2 separate regions of the Homo sapiens genome follow, and region 1 is linked to region 2. The links are chromatin loops, found by intact Hi-C in ENCODE. Cell type or tissue: OCI-LY7. All regions are shown on one strand. Each heading gives the region's core, and the rest is flanking DNA. Links, peaks and the distances in the headings are about the cores only.

Region 1 (7,288 bases), core at 1,502-6,501, 52 kb after region 2:
TCAGCTCAAGGCTTCAAAAATCAGTTCTGGGATCCTGTCACCTTTCATGATAGTATACCAGGCTGTCATAATGTGCAAAGCCAGGAGAAGCAGGTGAACACATAAGCGAGGCTATTTTCAGGGTAAATTCTCTCAAAAGGAAACAACAATACAGCAAACATGAAGCAAAGTGCTATTAGGTTGGTGCAAAAGTGTGGTTTTTGCCACTATGGCAAAAAAAAAAGAAAGCAAAAGACTGAACCAAGGTGCTTGGGCAAAGACAGAAGCAAAATTAGCAAAGCTCTTAAAAGTCTCTGAATCTTACTCAGTCTTTCTCCCTTTCCTCCAAAACATATGCGTCTATACTCAACTGCTGTGGTTAGCAGCATCTGAAATGACTCTTAATGATCTTCACTTACAAGTACTCATACCCTGAGTAATCCCCTTCCCCTGACTGTGGGCTAGACCTATGACATGCCTCTAAGAAATAACATAAGACAAGTCATGGGATGTTCCTTTCAAGATGTTACAAAAGCTGTGATTTCCATCTTGCTTGTCCTCTTCTATCTATTGTCCTGATTGCTTACTCTGATGATGACTGCTGCTATGTTGTGAGCTGCCCTATACAGACGCCACATGAAGCCAAGAGAGAGACATCTCTGGACAACAGCTACATATACAAAGCTGTTGCTCCGCAGCTTCCCACTGAACTCTGCCTCTGCCCTGGGTCATTTACACACAATTAAGAACTGAGATCCTCCGTCCAACAACCAGCAAAGAATGGATTCTGATGGTTGATACCACATGAGTGAGTTTGGAAACAGACCTTTCTCCAAGCAAGTTTGAGACAGACCTTTCTCCAAGCAAGCTTTGAGATGAATGCAGCCAAAGTTGAAATCATGACTGCAGCTTGTGAAGGACCCTGAAGCAGATGACTCAGGAAAGTCATGCCTAGGTTCCTAACCTATAGCAACTATGAGGCTTAAACAACTGTCTTGTTTTAGGCAGGGCGTGGTGGCTTACACCTGTAATCCCAGTGCTTTCTAAGGGTGAGGCCAGGAGTCTAAGATCAGACTTAGCAACCAACATAGCGAGACTCTAGCTTTACAAAAGACTTTTTAAAAATCAGTCCGGAGTGGTGGCACACCCCTGCAGTCCCAGCTACTCAGGAGGCTGAGGTGGGAAGACTCCTTGAGCCCAGAGGTTTGAAGCTGCAGTGAGCTACGATTACACTACTGCACTCCTGCCTGGGCAACAGAGTGAGACCCTATCTCTTAAAATACACACACACACACACACACACACACACACACACACACACTGTGCTGTTTTAAGCCACTAAATTTTAGGGTGATTTGTTAAGCAGCAATAACACTGTTGTGAATATGTGGAAGTATTTTTGTATATTTGAAACACTTCTTTAGGAGTCTGTTTTCAAGAAACACTTCTTGTTCCATTTCTAATATTTAAATGTAAGTGATGAAACTAAAATCCTTTTCAATTGAAAAAAAGTAAAAGACTGGCTTTTTTAACTCGGCAAAATCAAATCAATTTAGACATGTTGAGCTTACTGAGAATTAGTAGCAATCACTTATATTCAACAGTCAGCTAAAAGATACCTAACTGTTCAAATCTGATCATATTAAAAGGAGTTAGAAACTACTGAATTATAAAACCAAATGATAATGTGTTATCCAAGTACAATTTCAAATTCAACAGTAAGCTCTCTGGAGGTAACATCATCCACAGCGTTGGGTAAAATATCCTAGTTTGCCAACCCACTGGCATAAATACCAGCAGTTGCCAAATCTTCACTTAACACACAATAACCAAAAATGTAAATGCATCCAACCTATGAAAAGATAGTTCCTATCCACCCCATCAAGAATCTGGAAATAAAGACTAGTTTTTTTGACAAGGCGAAAAGTAACAGATCACAAGAGAGATGTAGAGTTTGTTTTAAAGAATAACTTAGCAGTAAGAGGATTAAATGATGTGACAATTCCAAAAGAAGATAACAGGAATTAGGAATTGGTCCAACAAAAGCAAAAGAGACCCAAGGAATCAGATGTAGCCAGTATTATCCAGGTGACACATTTAAGGGCAGGGCATATGATGCACAAAGAAGCCTATTCTTATCAAAGCAATTAATGCATCTGGTTAGATAGTAGCTTAATTACACTGGACACTAAAAACACCCAAGTAATCTCCCTGGCTCCAACTCTGCTTACCAAGCCACCTTCTTAAAGAACTGGCTTCCTCCTATAGCCAACCATGCCAATCACCAAACACAACCATCCTTGTCCATCTAAGAGTTGTTTTTTTTCCTTAAAAAAAAAAAATCAGCAGACTGCATTTTGGTTTTCATACATTAGCCTCTTGTTGTTCTGGTTAGTGTGGGGTCAATATCGCAACCCAGTCATCTGAATTAGTAATAACAGTCCATTTCAAGATCTACAAACTGAGAACCATGACTTGGGGAGTCCTATCATCCCCAGCAATAAAATAAATAGACCTTGTACTCTTTCTTGTAATGAAACATTAAGTGGAATTCCTAACTGCCCCACCAATAGTGTGTGCTCTCAAATCTCTGGGAGAAACACACACACGTACACTGTTTATCCCACCCTGAATCGTAAGTTTATAAAATAAAAAAACTTATGAAAAGTAAAAAAAAAAAAAAAAAAAAAATTCAGTAAGCTTATCTATGAGGCTTCTGGAAAACAAAATAGAAGTCAAGCACTGGTTTACAAGCAATGTCAGCCACTTGAGACACTTCTTTTAAATTTGTCTGGAAACACCTTTTTTCCTTTCCATCTAACAAAAAAGAACAATACGCAAAACCACACTTAACACTTAACAATCAATCATGTCATAAACCCCTACACCAAGAACCCTTAAAACATGGATTAAGACAATAAAAAGTGGAGAATATCAAGAAACTCTAAGCTTCTTATTTTAAGAACAGTGATAAAGACCCATGAATGCTCTGAAATCACTTTATTTTAAACTAGTTTTAAATCCCAGCTGTGTGAATTTTATCCTCTTCTGCTTTTTCTCACCTATAAAATGACCTATTGTGTACAATGAAAGAGATAACACATGTAATGACATAATACAATGCTGAAACAGTAAACAAAAAATCAGCTACTATCCTTCTTTAAAAGAGCAAAGTAGCAGCCAATAGACATCACAATACTAATGATTTGTCAATGAAATGCTCCTATGTCAAACTATCAGACACAGTGATCATGGCATCACCTAGGCCATGTCAGTACAAACCTCATTACATTAACTACCCCAACAAAACAACACTACAAGAACCATGATTACGGCTTTTCAGGAACTGCAGAGGCAAGACAATTATTGCCTGGACTTGTTTGACCATACCGCCACTAATATTTGAATAGGGATTTATCAATGAGGTTTACTGATGATCTCAACAGTAAAAGGGCTCTCCAGCAACTACTCTGTACTCAAAAGGAATAAAATATTAGGTAACTGCTTACACACTCAATACAGGCTGCACAGAGCATCTCTCAGAGCAGAAATTGAGCATCTTAAGAAATACTACTAACATGGATGTTACAACCCTGCAGACGTGATCAGTTTGATCATGTTATTATCTAGCATCTCTAACTTACAACACAAGCTTAGTTTCACTGGAATGCAGCCAATGCAGGAAACAAATGCTTGATATTTAACTAGCTGGTAAGACAGACCAACAACCAAAACAATTATTAATCTCTTAGTATATATCTCACCACACTCTCAGTACATTAAGAGAAGATGACATCAACTCAGAGAAAGGACCTTTCAGAACTAACTGAAATGAGGAAGTTTGATTGGTAACCACTGATAATCACAGGTGGTAGTCTTACTTGTAAAAATTTTGTATTTTTCACAACTTATGTAGTCTCTCCATACCACAGACTGTTGTTGTGAAATCAAGTGAGATAGTATATGAAGTGCTTTTATAAATACTAAGAACTATACTGATATTAAGTTATACTAAAGCTTTATTTAAAGCTTTAACTTATTAAAACATATCTTTAAGAAAAGCCAAGTTCATTCATTCCTGGTTAGCGTAATTCTTTTGGAAGGGCCTCAGAAACTACATACGTATCAAAAGTCACAGCCAGGTATGATGGCTGATTCCTGCAATCCCAGCACTTTGGGAGGTGAGGCAGGAGGATAGCTTGAGTCTAGGAGTTAAAGACCAGCCTGGAAAACATGTGACAGCCCATCTCTACAAAAACTTAAAAAAGCCAAGTGTGGTAGCACATGCCTGTGGTCCTAGCTATTCAGGAGGCTGACCTAGGTGGGAGGATCACCTGAGCCCAGGAGGTCAAGGCTGCAGTGAGCCATGATTGTGCCACTGCACTCTAGCCTGGGCAACAGAGCAAGATCCAGTCTCCAAAAAAAAAAAAAAAAAAAAAATCTACATTCAAAGTGCTTGTAAAAATAAAAAAAAGTCGAGGCTGGATGCAGTGGCTCATGCTTGTAACCCCAGCACTTTAGGAGGCTGAGGTGGGAGGGTCACTTGAGGAGTTCAAGACCAGCCTGAGCAACATGCCAAGACCCAATCTCTATTTTTAAACATTAAAATTAAAAAAAAAAGAATTAAAAAAGTTGAAAGTAGGCCTGTAATCTCAGCACTTTGGGAGGCTGAGGCGGGCGGATTGCTTGCGGTCAGGAGTTCAAGACCAGCCTGGACAACATGGTGAAAACCTGTCTCTACTAAAAATACAAAAATCAGCCAGGCGTAGTGGCCAGGCGCCTATAATCCCAGCTACTCGGGAGGCTGAGGTAGCAGAATCACTTGAACCCAGGAGGCGGAGGTTACAGTGAGCCAAGATCGCACCACTGCACTCCAGCCTGGGCGACAGAGCAAGACTGTGTCTCAGAAAAAAAAAAAAAAGTTGAAAGCAAACTGCAAACTAAGTATTCAACAATAAATTAGCTGTGGGCCTGGTGCAGTGGCCCACACCTATAATCCCAGCATATTGGTAGGCAGAAGGATCACTTGAGGCCAGGAATTCAAGACTAGCCTGTGCAACATAGTGAGACCCTGTCTCTTTAAATAAATAAATAAGCAAGCAAACAAGTTGTAGTACAACAATGTAAGCTCACCAAAAATAGCCATAATGACTACATGTAATATTTATAAAATAACATTAAATTTTAAAAGTAAAATACAAAATTGTACATGTAAAGACTGCTTCTCCTCATGCATTCTTCCCTTTTGGATCAAGACTGGAAAGAAAAATAAAAGCAGAAGAGTGTTTGTTAGTGCACTGGGATTGTGGATTACTTAATTCAAAATATACTTTTGTTATGATTTTCAACTAATTCTCTAATAAATAAAACTGAGATTATGGTGGTCTGAAATTCACTGCAAATAAATAAGGCATATCTCTCAAGCAGATACATTTCACTTCAACATAATTTCATTTTCTTTTTCTTTTTTTTTTTTGAGACGGAGTCTCGCTCTGTTGCCCAGGCTGGAGTGCAGTGGCATGATCTCGGCTCACTGCAAGCTCCACCTCCTGGGTTCACGCCATTCTCCTGCCTCAGCTTCCCGAGTAGCTGGGAATACAGGCACCTGCCACCACGCCTGACTAATTTTTTATATTTTTAGTAGAGACGGGGTTTCACCATGTTACTCAGGATGGTCTTGATCTCCTGATCTCGTGATCTGCCCACCTCGGCCTCCCAAAGTGCTGGGATTACAGACGTGAGCCATCACGCCCAGCCACTTCAATGTAATTTATTTATTTTTCTTTTTTTTTCTTTTTTTTTTTTTTGAGATGGAGTTTCTCTATTGTTGCCCAGGCTGGAGTGCAATGATGCGATCTCAGCTCACCGCAACCTCCGCCTCCTGGGTTCAAGCATTTCTCCTGCCTCAGCCTCCGGAGTAGCTGGGATTACAGGCATGCGCCACCATACCTGGCTAATTTTGTATTTTTAGTAGAGATGGGGTTTCTCCATGTTGGTCAGGCTGGTCTTGAACTCCTGACCTCAGGTGATCCACCCGCCTCGGCCTCCCAACGTGCTGGGATTACAGGCATAAGCCACTGCGCCTGGCCACTTCAATACAATTTCAAAAGGGCAAAAGTTAATAGCAATTTTAAGAAGAGAGCTCATGTCCTAAATTTCAAATATTTTTAAGCAAGCTGATACAGGCTTAGCATCCTTAATCCAAAAAAATGCAAAATTTGAAATGCTCTAAAATCCAAAACTTTTTGATTGCCAATGTGACAGTCAAAGGAAATGCTCACTGGATCATTTCAGATTTCACGTTTCCAGATTGGGCTGTTCAGCTAGTAATTATTATGCAAATATTCCAAACATCAAAAAATTCCAAAACATTTCTGGCCCCAAGTATTCTGGGTAAGAGATACCCAACCTGTAATAAACTTCCAACTCATTTTGAAAATTGTTGCTTAAATAAGGAATGTTAAAAATGTTGAGTGTTCCATCACAAGCCAGTTTTTTTAATTAAAAATAAGTATATAAAGCAAAGAATTTTTAAGTTTTCACCTTCTCTTTCAGTGAAGGAATAAGATCTTCCAAATTCTCGTTTTGCATTTATATATATGTATATATTCATGGTATTAAAAATAATCTACATATAAGCAGAGTGAAGTGCATCCACTTTAATCAGTTACTCAATACTTACATGTAAAGATGTTAAATGTTAAAATTTGTGTTCTCATTAATTTAATTCAAATCACCAAAAAAACTGTCTAAGAATCAACATCTCCAATAATTTTCTTCATATTTCTCTACTAGGTATCATCACAATCTGGCATGCAGTAATTACTGCTTAAAATTTTTACCCTGTTGTTTCAAATGGTTACTACTGAAAACAGATTACCATAGACATGGTGGTGTCTTAACAAAATGCCTCTTTTGGCTGAAATCTAATATACTGCTTTTAAAAAAAGCAAACTTTAATCTGTTGCATAATTATAATTATGCAGTATATAAATTAACAGATTTTTTAAAGGTTTTCCCAGGTTATTAAGCACCTTTTATAAGCACTGTTGATACCTGTATCTAATGCCTTTAAATAACACTTCCTCCACTAAGGATGAAATCAAGGAGATCGCAGAGTATAGGACAAGATGAGGTAATCTGATCTTCTCTCCCACAACTGGGAAATCAACACTGCTTTTCTGACTATTGAAAAAATAAATTTCAGTATTTGAAGTACTTGCTGATGCCCAAAAGTACTACTTGCACACACCCTAAAATGCACAGCCTGCATTAGCCACTATTGGAAAAAACAAAAAAAGCAGTAAAA
Region 2 (7,288 bases), core at 1,349-6,348:
GAGTTTTTAAATGATACAGCCAGGGGATTGTGCAAAAAACTGTAAGCATGGAGAAGCATTCTAAGAAATGAGGGGTGAGAAAGGGCGGGGGAGTAGGATAAAGAGATCCATGGGTAGGCAGGGCATGAAACCATTACAGTCAGTCTTTGGGGACACTCATATCCACATCCCTTACTTTTTTTCTCTTTGAGATGGGAAGTAGAATTTACTAGACATGGATGTTTCAGTTATAGGTGAGAGTTTAAGGTTTTCTATGTAACCCACATATAAACCACAAATGAGAGTTACAGATCTAGTTGTTAAGAAAATTCATATTTATTAACTATGATTAATAATACTGTTAAATTGAGACATGTAACACATAAGTCAAACAAAATAAATACTTGCAACATCTGCCTTGTTCAGGGTCACAACATATTTTATATGTACACATTCATGGGTATATATGCATGTATGGGGAAGATGGGAGAGGAAGATTGAGAGAGAGATTTCACTTATTAAAATAGTACATTTTATGCTAACAAATTTGGCATTTTAGATGAAATGGACAAATTCCTAGAAGGTCACAAATTATCAAAACTGACTCAAGAAGAAATAAAAATCTGAACCTATAAGACCTATAAGATGTAAAGAAATGGGTTAAGTAAAAATCTTACTACAAATAAATGCCCAGGCTAAGACTGGCTTACCTGGTCAAGTTTATCAAATGTTTAAAGAAATAATGCTAGTACTCCACAAACTCTTCCAGAAAACAGAGAGGGATGGTACACTTCGAATTTCATGCTATGAGGTCAGTATCACCCTGACACCAAGCCACAACACACACCTCACGAGAAAGAAAAACACACATCCTTCATTAATACAGATTCAAAAATCCTCAACAAAAATACAAACACACCAAATCGAACATGACCAAAGTAAGATGTATATCTGGAATGCAGTTGGATTAATATCTGAAAATCAATTAATGTAACATACCACATTCACAGAATACAAGATAAAAGCCACATGATGGTCAGTTAAGATGTATATCTGGAATGCAGGATTGGATTAATATCTGAAAATCAATTAATGTAACATACCACATTCACGGAATACAGGATAAAAGCCACATGATCGTCAATTAATGCAGAAAAAATGGCCGGGCGAGATGGCTCACACCTGTAATCCCAACACTTTGGGAGGCCAAGGCAGGCAGATCATGAGGTCAGGAGATCGAGACCATCCTGGCTGACACTGTGAAACCCCATCTCTACAAAAAATACAAAAAATTAGCCGGGCGTGGTGGTGGGCGCCTATAGTCCCAGCTACTTGGGAAGCTGAGGCAGGAGAATGGTGTGAACCCAGGGGGCAGAGGTTGCAGTGAGCCGAGATTGCACCATTGCACTCCACCCTGGGAGACAGACCAAGACTCCAGCTCAAAAAAAAAAAAAAGGGCATAAAAAACACTTGACAAAAACTAAAACCCATTTGCAACAAAAACTCTCAATAAACTTAGGCTAGAAGGAAACTTTCTCAACCTAATAAAGGGCATCTACTAAAAACCAACTGTGATTATGCTTAATGGTAAAAGACAAACACTTTACCTCCACCCCCTGCCAAGATCAGGAACAAGGGAAAGATGTGTGCTCTTATTTCTTCCATTTAACACAGTCCAGGTTGAGTACCCTTTATCCAAAGTACTTGGGACCAGAAGTGTTTCAGATTTCAAAGTCTTTCAGATTTTGGAATACGTGAATTATATCTACCAGCTGAGCATCCTAATATGAAAATCAAAAATTCTAAATGCTCCAATGAGCATTTCCTTTGAGCTTTGTTAACTTTCAACAAAGACTTTGTTGATGCTCAAAAATGTTTTGGGTTTTGCAGCATTTCAGATTTTTGACTTGGGATTCTCAATCTGTCCTGGAGGTTCTACACAGTGCAATCAGACAAGAAAAAGAAAAGTCATCCAGATTGGGAAATGGCTTTTATTCTTAAGATGATATGATCTTATATGTAGAAAATCCTACAGAATCCACCCAAAAACCATTAGAACTACTAATAAACAACTACAGCGAGGCCACAGTATATAAGATCAATATACAAAAACCAATTGTATTTCCATAAGCAAGCAATAGTCTATCAAAAGATAAAACCGGAACATAATTCTATTTGTAATAGCATCAAAAATATATCCAGTTAGGAATAAATTTAACAGAAGCAGTGCAAGACCTGCACACCAAAATTACAAAGGAAAATGGTGCTAGGACAACTAGAAATGCATGTGCAAAAAGATGAACCCTGACCTGACACCCAAAATTAACTCAAAATGGATCACAGACTTATATTTAAGAGATAAAACAATAAATTTTTTTAGAGCAAAACATGAGAAAATATTCCCCCAAGAGTTTGAGTTAGGCAAAGATTTCTTCGATACTATTCCAAAACCAAGATAAACTGGACCTCATCAAAATAAAAAACTAGTGCATTTTAAAAGACAACATTTTAAAAATGAAAAAAAAAAGGGACCAGCCTGGCCAACATGGTAAAACACCATCTCTACTAAAAATAAAAAATTAGCTGGGCATGGTGGCACGTGCCTGTAATCCCAGCTACTTGGGAGGCTGAGGCAGGAGAATCACTTGAACCGGGAGGCAGAAGTTGGAGTGGGCCGAGATCACGCCACTGCATTCCAACCAGGGCCACAGAGTGAAACTCTATCTCAAAAAAATAAATAAAATAAAATAAAGAAAAAAAGGAGCCAGGAATAGTAGCTCACATCTGTAATCCTAGTGCTTTGAGAGGCCAAGGCAAGAGGATCACTGGAGGCCCGGAGTTCGAGACCACCCTGACCAACATAGCAAGACTTAGTTTCTACAAAAAAAAAAAAAAAAAAATTATTTTAATTAGCTGGGTGTGGTGGTGTGTGCTTACAGTACCAGCTACTTGGGAAGCTGGGGTGGAAAGATCCTTTGAGCCCAGGAGTTTGAGGTTACAGTGAGCTATGATAGCACCACTGCATTCCAGTCTGGGCAACAGAGCAAGACCCTGTCCCAAACAATAAAAACGGGGGGGAATAGAACTCAAAAAGGTTTGTTTTTAGTCTGAACTTTAAACAATCAGTAATGAAAAACCATGCCACTCAATAAGTGATTTTTAAAAAAATAATAGGAAAAATTACTAAACAGGTCACTGATTTTGTTAAAAGATACTAACACATATCTGCCTCCTGGGACAAAGTGTAAAAAAGACAAGATGGGGAAAAGATCCACACGAGATATAGGCTGATGTGCGCATTCAAACACTAGTTTTGTGGTCGATATCATTAGCAATATTAATTAAGCCACGCTGAATTTTAAGGGGTGAAGGGTTCTTTTGAGTATTCAACACAATGAATATAAAATGCTTAGTATGGCTGCTCATCACTGCTGATGGCTGGTGGCAGCAGTGAAGTAGTATTAACAACAGAAGCTATATTAGGTGTGGGCCAGAAAGAAATGTTATGTTTCTTATACTAAAATGTCTTTAAGGCCTTTGTATGGAGATTGTTAGAAACCAAGTAGCACACCTCTACTTTCTCGAGGAAACAGACTGAGCTGAGGCAAAGCTGTACTGAGACAAAGAGTTCCTCAGGAATGGCATGTACGAAACATGCACTACACACAACAGAAGTCCAGTGCAAATGTACACTAAAAAACTGCTTGAACAAGGTGAATGTTTCCAAAGAGAAGTTATGTTAAACATAAAACTAGGCAGGCAACAAGTCATTTGACAAGAAATAACTCACACTAATAGTTATTTCCTTCTTCACAGGGAAAACAAAAATTAAGAGGTAGTATTACATTAAATTGCTGATGCTTTAGAAAGAGGAAAGGTATCATGCATGAAAGTAGTATTTCTGGCTCCATTTCCACGCACCAAGGAACCACAGCTTTTTATTTTATTTTATCTTATTTTGTTTTGAGACAGGGTCTTACTCTGTTGCTCAGGCTGGAGCGCAGTGGCACGATCTCAGCTCACTGCAGCCTGTCTCCCAGGTTCAAGCAATTCTCCCACCTCAGCCTCCCAAGCAGCTGGGACTACAGGCACACGCCACCATGCCTGGCTAATTTTTGTATTTTTTGGTAGAGGCGGGGCTTCACTATGTTGGCCAGACTGGTCTTGAACTCCTGACCTCAAGTGATCTGCCCACCTCGGCCTCCCAAAGTGCTGGGATTACAGATGTGAGCCATCATGCCTGGCCCATCTATTTTTATAAATAAGGTTTTATTAGAAGATAGCTACGTATTCACTCATTTACATTTTGTCTGTGGTTGCTTTCACACTTCAACAGCAGAGTTAAATATTCACTACAGACACCATCTGGCCTATAAAACCTAAAACATTTACTATCTGGCTCTTTATGAAAAAAAAACTTAGCAGGTTCAGTTTATTTAGTATGTAGTATGGGATGACATAGTTCACATGTTTTTAAACCAAGAAATTAAAAGATACATATTTCTGGATTTGGTAATGGACTGGTTCAAGATATCCTGAGTACATCATGTAACAGGATATACACTGAAACTGCATGCTTTGGAGTCGAAAAGGCTTGATTCTAAATCTGTTCAAATCTGAGATGACACAGGCTAGGCAAGATATTTAAGTCCTGAGACACGAAATAATACCTATACCTTCCAGTGTTGTATGTACAGGACCCAAAACCATTAACACCAGCAGGTAAATGCCAGGTCAGTGAACATTACTTCCTTCCTTCTAGCCACGTATCAAACTGGGAGTTTGACAGCTCTCTCCAGATTCTGCATTAACCCCCAGTGTTTAAAGCCAGGCATTGTGTCACTAGGAAACACTGTTGTGCAATGTACCCCATCCCCCTGTCTACCTATTATGGACCTACTAATCAGGAATGTCACAGTAACTTTTATAAAGTGATGTTCATATATAACCTGAGAAAATGAGTTCTACAACTAAAGTTCTTACTGTATAAAACTTCAGGATACGCACACACATGCCAATGTGTATATATAAACATAGTTTTGACTTGAAACTCGCCTCTTTCAAACTCAAAGCTATCACTCCTAGGTCTAGAATAATAAGTCTATTACCCTACCCACTTCAGACTTCTCTTGAATCTTATAAATCACTTTCTAGTCTGCCTATCCAAACGAAGGCATCCTGTTTGTTTTTAGTCAAGTTCTCACTTCTGAGTCCATGAAGCCACTTTTAATCTTGCTGGTTAAGAACAGAATCTTCTTGGTAAAGTGGCCACATGTGCTGATTTGCCCAGGACAGTCCTGATTTAGGCCTATCATCACCAAGTAATTATTCATAGCACCCCCTTCCACTCACAAAAGTGTTCTGGTTTGCATGATACATTATATGGTGACTCTACATCTAGCATTCAATTTTCCCCATCTAGCAAATAAATCAGTACTTTAAACTTAATACATAACTGCGGGAGAGGAGTATGCACCATGCTTGAGATAAGAAAACATCTCCCATGTCCTGAAAGATTTAGAGATTTGCCACCAAAAAAAAGGTAATATAATTTTCTTTTCATTCTTATAGCCTGCTGCTTGGGATCCTCTTTTTCTCTCCCTATTTTCTAGAATCTAGATGGTAATATTTTAAAATCCCATGCATAAAACAATCTAAATATTTAATAGGGAAATATACATCTCCTCATTAACATACTATATGGTTTGAGAGTTTATATTTACAAATATTTTAAAATATGGCAAAATTTTAAAAATAAAATGCTTTTTGTGAAAAAGCAAGATATTATATGTACATATAGCAGAGGGGAAATTTTGAAAGGAAATAAGGCAAAATATTAATTGTGGTGGTATTTCAGGTGGTGATACTAGGTGATTAAATTCTGTCTCTGTGTTTCCTAGCTTCACTGAAATGAACCTGTGTTTATATTGTTTACATTGAAATACTCTCACAGGTAGCCAAAGAATAAAATGTTCATACTAAAGCTAACTGAATATACAGGGAATGTACCCAAACTATAATAAAGCCAAAACTGCTATACTATCTATAGGTACAGCCTGAATAACATGAGGTATTTACGGAAGGCACAGAACACCCAGGACACTTCTAGTATAAAGGGACTGTCCTTTGCTTATGCAAAGTTCTTGTAATGTCATCGGTGGCAAGAGAGTTCTAGAGTTCAAGGTGGTGTTAGAGTAATGGTTCTTACCCAGGTTTAAGCTTGAAGAGGATCCATGTGAAGAGAGGGAAGGAGGTGGTGTCTGTGAATGTCCTGGTCCCTGACTAGGGAGAGGCATGCCCACGGGTCCAGGAGAGGAGGAAAAGCTAAGGCCGTTATAAAAACTGTGTCCAATGGGGGTCAAGCTGCTCGATGTCCTCTTATAAAGGTCACTGCTGCCAGTCAGGGAGTCACGGCGGGAGCCACTGCCAGTGTTGGAGTTTGCAACTAAAATGGAATTAAAACAATGCAGATAAGAACAGGCCTGTTCTTCGAAGAACAAGCCCAGTGACCTGTTCCTAACACTTTGATCCAGACTCCTTACCACCGCAAATTTGTCAGCAGAGACAGCCTAACTGTTAATGTAGCAGTACTAGGGGCAGATAAGTAATAAAGAGGACATGGCTCAGGTTAACATGACCATCAAACATATGCCAAATTTACCTTCCTATGGTGTCGTATATTATAGGATAAGGGAGGGTTAAAAAGCTCTGACGGCCACATGAACTATGGAAAAGGTGGAAGAAAATGGACTAGAAGAATGCCTTTCATCAATTGAAAAGGTTCAAGTAGAAAAATGGGATACAGAAAAAAGATTTGTAAATGGGGTACTGCCCCACTACACAAGACTTCTATATGAAAGCCTGTTTTCTCAGTGGGTTCAATCGAGAGTTAATGCTGCCCTCAATTCCAATTAAGATACTTTCTTTCACACATGCCCTTCTATTTAGGGATCACTTTTGTTTGTTTGTTTTTTATAATCTCTGCAATTATCCCATTATTCACCATACTACACTCCTGCTTTTTTCATCAAAACATTAAAAATATCTTGGTCTAATATCCTTCCTCCTAATTTTCCACATGTCTACCTTAAATTCTACTCAAAAGACTGAAGAAAACTTGTAACTCTTTAAGGCCTGCAGGCCAAGAACTCGGCTCAGTCTCAATTGTGGAGTATTTCAGCTCTGCTATCTTTAGTAAGTCCTCCTCCCTCAGTTTTTGATATCAATTTCTACAGTTCCCTCAATATTTTTCCCAAATACAGCAAAAATCTTCCCTAGATTTCAAATCCCTGAAAGAAACTGATTAAGT

The links. Peaks named below come from ENCODE experiments on the same cell type or tissue, not always from the same donor. Only the 100,000 strongest peaks of a DNase experiment are listed, where the experiment ranks them.
Region 1: a loop joins it to region 2, with 1.9 times the contacts of the local background. A loop is called at or near these places in 6 of 110 quality-filtered maps.

What each region holds. Positions count from the first base shown.
Region 1 is chr1:31,009,905-31,017,192 of GRCh38, forward strand. All of the region lies in intron 3 of PUM1 (pumilio RNA binding family member 1), which reads right to left. Among named protein-coding and RNA genes, the nearest start is that of SNORD103C, 45 kb to the left of the region's middle. RefSeq lists an enhancer at 65-194. In OCI-LY7, for the core only: no CTCF peak of the experiment used is centred there; a DNase peak (open chromatin) is centred at 3,817.
Region 2 is chr1:30,958,487-30,965,774 of GRCh38, forward strand. It overlaps PUM1 (pumilio RNA binding family member 1), which reads right to left. Exons shown (of 22, transcript NM_001020658.2): 14 at 6,188-6,424. Among named protein-coding and RNA genes, the nearest start is that of SNORD103C, 6.1 kb to the right of the region's middle. In OCI-LY7, for the core only: no CTCF peak of the experiment used is centred there; no DNase peak of the experiment used is centred there.